2 separate regions of the Homo sapiens genome follow, and region 1 is linked to region 2. The links are chromatin contacts, found by Hi-C or POLR2A ChIA-PET in ENCODE. All regions are on one chromosome and are shown on one strand. Each heading gives the region's core, a stretch centred on a gene start or an enhancer-like site at or near the end of the contact. The rest is flanking DNA. Distances are from core to core; before and after follow the strand shown. Region 1 holds the start of BCO1 (beta-carotene oxygenase 1). Region 2 has its middle 49 kb from the start of PLCG2.

Evidence for each region. A loop is a pair of places that touch in the nucleus more often than their neighbours do. ChIA-PET counts read pairs that join two places held with the same protein, here RNA polymerase II (POLR2A). Pooled maps may share reads with other maps.
Region 1: a loop to region 2 is called in a pooled map, with 2.0 times the contacts of the local background. The contact joins the promoter of BCO1 here to the enhancer-like site in region 2. A Hi-C loop is called at or near these places in 1 of 37 single-sample maps with no recorded cell type and 2 of 50 pooled maps. POLR2A ChIA-PET finds 5 or more read pairs at or near these places in 2 of 52 experiments (H1 and activated T-cell).

What each region holds. Positions count from the first base shown.
Region 1 is chr16:81,236,460-81,241,209 of GRCh38, reverse strand. BCO1 (beta-carotene oxygenase 1) reads right to left here and starts at 2,521. Exons shown (of 11, transcript NM_017429.3): 1 at 2,238-2,521. The coding sequence starts at 2,301.
Region 2 is chr16:81,728,225-81,732,887 of GRCh38, reverse strand. No RefSeq gene overlaps it. Among named protein-coding and RNA genes, the nearest start is that of PLCG2, 49 kb to the left of the region's middle. Within about 2 kb of position 2,392, at least 28 of the 41 ENCODE cell types and tissues checked have a DNase peak (open chromatin) inside an H3K27ac peak, as active enhancers do.

The DNA.
Region 1 (4,750 bases), core at 1,272-3,771, 490 kb after region 2:
CCTGAGGAGCTGGGCTTATAGATATGCACCACCATGCCTGGCTAATTTTTGTATTTTTATTTAAAATAAAATTTCAGGCCGGGCATGGTGGTTCACGCCTATAATCCCAGCACTCTGGGAGGCCAACACGGGCGGATCAACTGAGGTTGGGAGTTTGCGACCAGCCTGACCAACATGGAGATACCCTGTTTCAGCTAAAAATACAAAATTAGCCGGGTGTGGTGGTGCATGCCTGTCATTCCAGCTATTTGGGAGGCTGAGGCAGAAGAATCGCTTGAACCCAGGAGGCAGAGGTTGTGGTGAGCCGAGATCGCGCCATTACACTCCAGCCTGGGCAACAAGAGTGAAACTCCTTCTCAAAAAAAAAAAAAAATTAAAATTAAATGCATTGAAAGTAATGGCAAAAACCGCGATTATTTTTGCACCAACCAAATAATAAAGACAGTGTTTCACCATACCAGGTTGGCCAGGCTGGGGTGCCTGGTTTTTTTTTATTTATTTATTTTTGAGACAGGGTCTCACTCTTGCCAAGGCCAGAGTGCAGTGGCACGATCTCAGCTCACTGCAACCTCTGCCTCCGGGGTTCAAGCAATTCTACTACCTCATCCTCCTGAGTAGCTGGGACTACAGGTGCATGCCACCACCCCTGGCTAATTTGTGTATTTTTAGTAGAGAGGGATTTCGCCATGTTAGCCAGGCTGGTCTCAAACTCCTGGCTTCAAGTGATCCACCCTCTTTGGCCTCCGAAAGTGCTGGGACCACAGGCGTGAGCCACCGCACCTGGCCGTGGGGTGTCTTTTTAAAAAATAAAATATGTACAGATGAACAGTCAAATTGAGAAAAAAAATAAAAATGTAATAGTATACATTTGCTTTTTGAAAAACTGTTTACAAATATAGTAATCTATCAATTGATCTACCTATGTTTTAAAAAGTTAAAGGAAATAGACCCAAATATTAATAGTGGTTAAGAGATTTCAAAATACAGCTGATTTTATTTCCTTCCATGTTCTCATTTGCACTCCTAATTAATTTATATATAATTTAATATACATACAGCTATATATATATACAGATTGATAGCTATAGATTGTGCCTTACCTTTGTAACCAGGAAAATATATACATAAAAGCTATTTTTTTTTTGTTTCAAAAGACTCCCAAGGCAATTGCTCAGTTGAAAAGCTTCAATCTGATGTTCTCACGAAAATCACTCACAGTTGTCCTCTCCTTATGAACAATTCCAGTCCATCTAGCAGATGAAAATGCCTGCAGGCCTGAGCTGACTCAGCTGTTCTTAAAACTGAGCGAGCACCACTCTGGGGACCCGGGAGTCCAGAACCAGGAACTGCCCTTTAGAGTCGAAATGGTACCAGGAAAGTGGCAACTCAAAAGAGGAGGAAAAAGAGATATAAAAGATTAAGCGAAACACAGAGCCTCTAAAGGATAGAAGGTCCTACTCCTATAGGCTCTGCAGGAGCTCACACCTGTGAGTTCCTGAGAGAAAATCACATCAGACTCTGCAATCCCCTGCAAGTGTGCGTGGTGGATGTGCATGCGTGGGAGCTCATGCACGCCCCTCTAAGCATTTTGAAACTAATTTAGAATGCATACATTTGCACAAATACATCATGCATCTGAGACAGGCAGCAGTTTGCAGATTAATCCCATTGTCTATGTACCCACTGGGGCATTCCAATGCTTTTTTCCTGGGAACAGTGAGACTGACTCTCCTCCCTTTGCAAACGGAGTTATAATGTGTAAAAGAATACCTAGATTTTCACAGAAAATGTGTCCCCTCTCTGTACTGTTTTCCAGACTTTCCAAAAGTAATTTACAATTAGTATTACTTATATCATCAGGAAAAAATAGTGTCCATCTAAACACAAGGAAGAAGCCAGGTGCAGTGGCTCACCCCTGTAATCCTAGCACTTTCGGAGGCCGAGGTGGGTGGATCACTTGAGGCTAGGAGTTCGAGACCAGCCTGGCCAACATGCTGAAACCCCGTCTCTACTAAAAACACACAGATTAGCCGGGCTTGGTGGTGGGTGCCTGTAATCTCAGCTACTCGGGAGGCTGTGGTGGGAGGATCGTTTGAACCCAGGAGGCAGAGGTTGCAGTGGGCCGAGATCAAGCCACTGGACTCCAGCCCGGGCGACAGAGCGAGACTCCGCCTCAAAAAAAAAAAAAATAATAAAATAAATAGAAGAAAGAGCCCAGTGTTTATCAGAATGCTCACCTGTCACTTTGGCCCTCACAGGCTCCAGCTGTTCTTTCCTATTCCTGCCAAATATTATATCCATTGCTCAGGGTGCCGAGGGAGATCGATTTTAACAGCAAACAGGTGCTCCTCTGTGTTCACAGGAGATGCTGCTCCCTCCTCCTGCGTTTCCTTCCTGCTCTCCTGCTCCTTCCCTCCTTCACATCTCTGTCTCTCCTGATGCCGTTTCTGCCTTTGCTTTTTCCTTTTTGGCTGGCTCTCACTTGTCCCTCTCCAAGAGCCCTGGATCTCTTTACATTCACAAGGGAAGCTGCGCTGGCGTTACTTATAAGATGTTTGGTTAAAGGTTAATTTCCAAGCCATGTGTCATAGCTAATCTTTAATCCTCTTATTGTTCCCTCAGCTTTCCCTCTCCAGTTTCACTTTTGACTTAACCAAAAAAAAAAAAAAGCTTGCTTCAGACTAGGTTCTAAATAAGCAGAGAGAATTCCGTGCCTGCTGTTATGTTGCCCGACGTAATCCAAGAGCTGGAGTTGTTTATGATCAGAACAAGAAGAGATGCTGGGAATCAGAGGTGCTGGGAATTAGGAGAAACTTGAGCTAAGCTCTGTGATCACTGAATGTCTGCTGCACAGCAGGGAACCCCTTCAGCAGAGACGGGAAAGGTTTTACATTTTGTTTTGTTTTTAGTAAAGGCCCCGATGCTCCCCTCTAATAATCATACATAAAGAGCCACTTAATTCATTATTTTCTTTTTGGAAGAAGGAGACATAAAATGTTTCATGTACCTATTTAAAAAATAACGAACGGGAACCAAAGGCTTTTCTCAGAAACTATAAAGAATAGTAAAAAAGACGGGCCAGGAGTGGTGGCTCATGCCTGTAATCCCAGAACTTTGGGAGGCCATGGTTGGCGGGTCACTTGAGGTCAGGAGTTCGAGACCAGCCTGGCCAACACGGCGAAATCCTGTCTCTACTAAAAATACAAAAATTATCCAGGCGTGGTGGAAGACGCCTGCAATCCCAGATGCTAAGGAGGCTGAGGCAGGAAAATCGCTTGAACCTGTGAGGCAGACATTGCAGTAAGCTGAGATGGCACCACTGCACTCCAGCCTCGGCCACAGAGTGAGACTCTGTCTCAAAAAATAAATAAGTAAACAGAATAGTTAAAAAGAAACTTCAACTTCCTGGCCTATCAAGAGGGCAAAACAATGCCTGAATTTGATCTGAGCTTCCCTATTATTCGTGTATCTTCGTGTGTTGCCATTGCCTGAAATTCGTATTCAACTTGCTATATGCACTGATTGAAGTTAATGAACTCATCTTAACGTATTTTGCTTAAAGAAAGAACCAGTCATTTGCTCTGTGGGTAGAGTAAGAAAAGGCAGTGGCACTGGCCTTTATGCAACCCAGCTGAGAATAATGATGGTCCGGTCTGGGCTGAGAGCACATGCCAGCACCTTGGGCCGTTCATTCCTGACAGCTGTGTGGTCTGGCTGTGCTTCCGCCCTGGCACACATTGGAATCACCTGATTGGCAGTACTAAATGTATCAGTGCTGGGCCTCACTCCAGACCCACTGACGCAGAATCTCTGAAGGTGGATCTCAGCCATCAGTTTTTTTTTTTTATGTTGGCCGGGTGTAGTGGCTCACACCTGTAATCCTAGCACTTTCGGAGGCCAAGGCGGGAGGATCACTTGAGCCCAGGAATTAAGACCAGCCTAGGCAACATATTGAGGCTCCGTCTCTACCAAAAAAAATTAGCTGGGCATGGTGGTGCGTGCCTGTAGTCCCAACTACTTGGGAGGCTGAGGTGGGAGGATCACTTGAGTCTGGGAGGTTGAGGCTGCAGTGAACTGTGATAGCAGCACTGGACTCCAGCCTGGGCAACAAAGCAAGCCCTTATCTCAAAAATAAAACATACGGAGGCAGAGGCGGGCGGATCACGAGGTCAGGAGATCAAGACCATCCTGGCTAACACCGTGAAACCCCGTCTCTACTAAAAATACAAAAAATTAGCCGGGCGTGGTGGCAGGTGCCTGTAGTCCCAGCTACTCGGGAGCCTGAGGCAGGAGAATGGCGTGAACCCAGGAGGCAGAGCTTGCAGTGAGCCGAGATCGCGCCACTGCACTCTAGCCTGGGCGACAGAGCAAGACTCCGTCTCAAAATAATAATAATAATTAAAAAAATAATAAAAAGTACCTACATGTGTGCAGCAGGAGTTGAGAAGACCTGACCCAGAGGAAAGATGCTACATGCCTGAGTTGAAACTAAATTTAAATTATAGCTGATTGGCTAGGCATGGTGGCTCATGCTTATAATCCCATCACTTTGGGAGGCCAAGGCAGGCAGATCACCTGAGGTCAGGAGTTCAAGACCTACCTGGCCAACATGGTGAAACCTCGTTTCTACTAAAAATACAATACAAAAATTAGCTGGGCATGGTGATGGGCACCTGTAATCCCAGCTACTCAAGAGGCTGAGGCAGGAGAATCACTTGAAACCAGGAGGTGGAGGTTGCAGTGAGCCAAG
Region 2 (4,663 bases), core at 1,143-3,642:
TGTTATGCCACCCAGAAAGGAAGAAGAGACCCAGCAGGGGGCAGCGGGAGGTGGCCCACAGGGGGAAGGGGCTGGGGGGAATATGGCCTGGGGACCATCACCTCCACCCCTGCCTCATGGGGTCTCTCCCAAAGCTCACACCTGGACCACCATTTGAACATCCCTGTTGTCAGCCAGAGAAGCAGCAATGGCCTACGGAGGACAAGGGCAACCCCAGCAAAATGAGGCAGGTGCTCAGAAAAGGGAGGGGCTGAAGGAAACGTGAACTGAGTTTTGAGGCCAAAGTCTTAACTAGCTTAGACTGACTTTGTGCTACTAAAGGTATTTTAAGAAACTGGAAAAGCCCAGGCATGGCGGCTCACACCTGTAATCCCAGTGCTTTAAGAAGCCAAGGCAGGAGGATCACTGAAGGCCAGGAGTTTGAAACCAGCCTGGGCAACGTGGTGAGACCCCGTCTCTATAAAAAATTTAAAAATAGGCATGGTAGCACTGGCCTGTAGTCCCAGCTACTCAGGAGGCTGATGTGGGAGGATCACTTGAGCCCAGGAGGTGGAGGGTGCGGTGAGCTATGATGGTGCCAGTGCACCTCAGCCTGGGTGACAGAGTGAGACCCTGTCTCCAAAAACAAAAAATACATCTATTAAAAAAACAAACTGGAAAGATTTGACAGAGCAGTCCATAGCGCCAAGAAGAACACCATTTCACACATGTGCTCCAGGGAACACATGTGTGAACACATATGTGCTCAACAATAAATAAACCAGCGGCTTCCAAAATGTCCCTTGTAGGTCCTGGGGCCACAGGGAGGATTCCGTGACCTCATAAAGCATTCAGGACACTGCTTGGCACAAGGAGGGGCTCGGTCAATGTTCCTTAGTGAATAGGCATTGGAAACAGAACGGGGGGAGTGGAAGGAGGTCAGTAAGAGGCTTCTGGTTCCCTCTTCATGTGCTCCTGTGCAGGCCGGGTCTCACTAACGCAGGCTTCATCACAACGGCTTCGGCACTGACCGAGTAGTTCAGTGAAACATTAATAGCTGAGAGAGCCAGTGCCCTTCTACAAAGGCTGGAATGTCACAAAAGCCCACCAAGAGTTTTGCCTGGGCCTTTCCTGGGCCTTGAAGCATGACAGGATAACGAAGGAATTCTTAACAGGACCTGTTTAGGATTAAACAAGTTTTACTGGGGGTCTGAAATAACTCCCCAGGCCTCCACAGGCAAGTTTATTGGGGGTCTGAAGGAACTCCCCAAACCCCCATGATTTAGCAGGAGACAAGATAAGGGTAATCACCGCAGCACCTGGACCCATTTAGATTAAATAAATTTACTGAGGCTCCAGAGGAAGAGCTTCAGGACTCAGACCTTAGTTATAGAAGTTAATCACGGCTAGGCATGGTGGCTCAAGCCTGTAATCCCAGCACTTTGGGAGGCCCAGGTGGTTGGATCACAAGATCAGAAGGTCGAGACCAGCCTGACCAACATGGTGAAACCCTGTCTCTACTAAAAATAGAAAAATTAGCCTGGGCGGGGTGGTGCATGCCTGTAATCCCAGCTACTCAGGAGGCTGAGGCAGGAGAATTGCTTGAACACAGGAGGCACAGGTTGCAGTGAACTGCAGTGCACTGCACTCCAGCCTGGGTGACAGAGTGAAACTCCGTCTCCAAAAAAAAAAAAGAAAGAAAGAAAGAAGTTAATCACTTATGTCTTTAGATGAATACACACTCAGACGTAGACATATAGCTTAGAAGGTACATAATCTCTGGAAAACTTTGTAATTTTGAGTTGGTCTGGGGATAATTTCCAGGCCTTCTCCCTGCACCCGGTTACAGAAATCAACTCCTTCCTTTCCCCGTTCATCTGCATCTCGTTATTGGGCCGCGAGAATAAGCAGCCCCACCCTCAGTTTGGTCCGGAAACACTCCTGTTAAGGGGACGACGACAGGAGCATGCCAGAACACTCTTATGCCAAGACAACTTCCAGATTGGGGACTGAGTCCGCCCCTGAGAGGGCAGTCCCTGGACCCCAAGGTGGGGAAGCCTGGGCCCCCATCTCAGGGGGTTCCCCATCCGCTACCCCAGGAGCCAGCGCAAGGCCGAAGCCACGTCTGGGCGGCAAGGGTCGGGGCGGGCTGGGTGCAGCAGGGAGCCCCGCCCATTCTGGGCATCCTGCCTCTGGCAGGGTTGTGCTCTTAGGTGGAGCCACCGCCTGCAGGACCCAGGTCTGTGCCCTCTGCTTCCCTCAGCCTCACAGAGCCTCCCAGCCCGGGCTCCCGCAGCTGCAACGCTGGGCAGGGAAGCCGGGTCTCCATGACAACGTTGACGTCACCGGCCCGGGGCTGGGAATTGCCTCCCGCCCCCAGCAGCGGCCAGGCCCAGCCCCAGCCCGGATCTGCAGCAGCTGGGACCCCAGGAGCGTTGGCGCCTCCGACCCTGTCCTCTGACCTTCCCGTCCTGGCCACCAGGGGCAGACAGGCGTGAACGGGCCAGCCAGGCTCTCACCTGCCTGCCACCTTCCCGAGATCCCGCTTCTTCCCGCCCTTCCCTTTTGTCCTCAAATTGCTCTCAGCTGGTTGCAAGCTCAACAGACCTCGCTTCCTGTTTCATTAACTGGAAACCCCCTCCCGGGAGAATGTGCATTTTAATAGAATGTGGGGAGCGATGAGCTCGCTGCTCTCTCGATGGCTTCACCTCTGCCTCCCTTTACTCCACAATACAGAACAACTCCCAGGCCGGGCGCAGTGGCTCACGCCTGCAATCCCAGCACTTTGGGAGGCCAAGGCGGGCGCATCATCTATGGTCGGGAGTTCGAGACCAGCCTGACCAACAAGGTGAAACCCCCGTCTCTACTAAAAGTACAAAAATTAGCTGGGCATGGTGGCGCATGCCTGTAATCCCAGCTACACGGGAGGCTGAGGCAGAAGAATCACTAGAACCCGGGAGGCGGAGGTTGCGGTGAGCCGAGATCACGCCATTGCACTCCAGCTTGGGCAACAAGAGCAAAACTCCATCTCAAAAAAAAAAAAAAAAAAAAACAAAAAACCTCCCAGATTATCATATAGCCCCTCCCACATCCCGGGCGTCTACCCTGTAACAGCTTCCCACTGCCCTAGTGCTGAGACTTCAGAGGCCTCGGCTCTCTACAGCGGCCCAGACCCCCGTACCTCCTCCTGTTCCTCCTCCTCCTCCTCCCCACTTCCAGCATCTGTTCCGCCGACGAATTGCCAGGCTCTGCCTCGGGGCCTCCGCACATGCTCTTCCCTCTGCCTGCAAGGCAGTTTCCTCCTCCGCCTCCCCTCGGGCTGGAGACTCCAGCTGCTCTCCAGGCCTAGGCTCGCAGGTGAGCTCAGTGCTGCCCCCTCTTGAAGGCGCTCACAGCAGCCTGCACTTCCTTTCGGCCCTCCTTGCTGTCCCCAGGGTGAGGACAGTTAACAATAACGTGGTGTGTGTTTCCAAACAGCGACAAGAGACGTCTGAATGTTCTCACCACAAAGAAATGATCAAGGTTTGGGGTGATGGATTTGCTGGTTACCCTGATTTGATCATTACACAATGTATACATGTATGGAAACCATAAATATGTACCATTGCCAAGTATTGTGAACCCCAAAGTATCTGAGACAGGGCTCAATCAATTTAGAGAGTTTATTTTGCCAAGTTTAAGGACGTGCCGGTGACACAGCCTCAGGAGATCCTGAATGTGTCGAAGGAGGTCAAGGTACAGCTTGTTTTTATACATTTTAGGGAGGCGTAATACGTCAATATGTGTAAGACTGACATTGGTTCCATCTGGAAGCGTGGGACAACTCAAAGTGTGCAGGGCCTTCCAGGTTGTAGATGGATGTAAATTTTTCTGATTGCCAATTGGTTGAAAAGTTATTATCGGTAGTAAGAAATGTCTGAGTCGTGGCCGGGTGCCGTGGCTCACGCCTGTAATCTCAGCAGTTTGGGAGGCTGAGGTGAGTGGATCACTTGGGGTCAGGAGTTCGAGACCAGCCTGCACAACATGGTAAAACCCCATCTCTACTAAAAATACAAAAATTAGCCAGGTGTGGGGTCACATGCCTGTAACTGCAGCTACTTGGCAGGTTGAGGTGGGTTGAACCTGGGAGGTGGAGGTTACAGTAAGACAAGATCATGCCACTGCAGTCCAGCCTGGGCAACACAGTGAGACCCTGTGAAGAAAGAAAGAGAAAGAAAGGAAGGAAGGAAGGAAAGAAGGAAAGAGAGGGAGGGAAGAAAGGAAGGAAGGAAAGAAAGGAAGAAAAGAAGGAAGGAAGGGAAGGAAGGAAAGAAAGGCAGGGAGGAAGGAAGGAAGGAGAGAGAGAGGAAGGAAGGAAGGAAGGGAGGGAGGGAGGAGGGAGGAAGGGCATGCTGGCTCACGGAAAGGAAGGAAGGAAGAAAGAAAGAAAGACAGCCGGGCGTGGTGGCTCACGCTTGTAATCCCAGCACTTTGGGAGGCCGAGGCAGGCTGATCATGAGGTCAGGAGATCAAGACCATCTTGGCTAACACAGTGAAACCCCGTCTCTACTAAAAATACAAAAAAATTAGCCAGGCATGGTGGCAGGCACCTGTAGTCCCAGCTACTCGGCAGGCTGAGGCAGGAGAATGGCGTGAACCCAGGAGGCGGAGCTTGCAGTGAGCCGAGATGGCGCCACTGCACTCC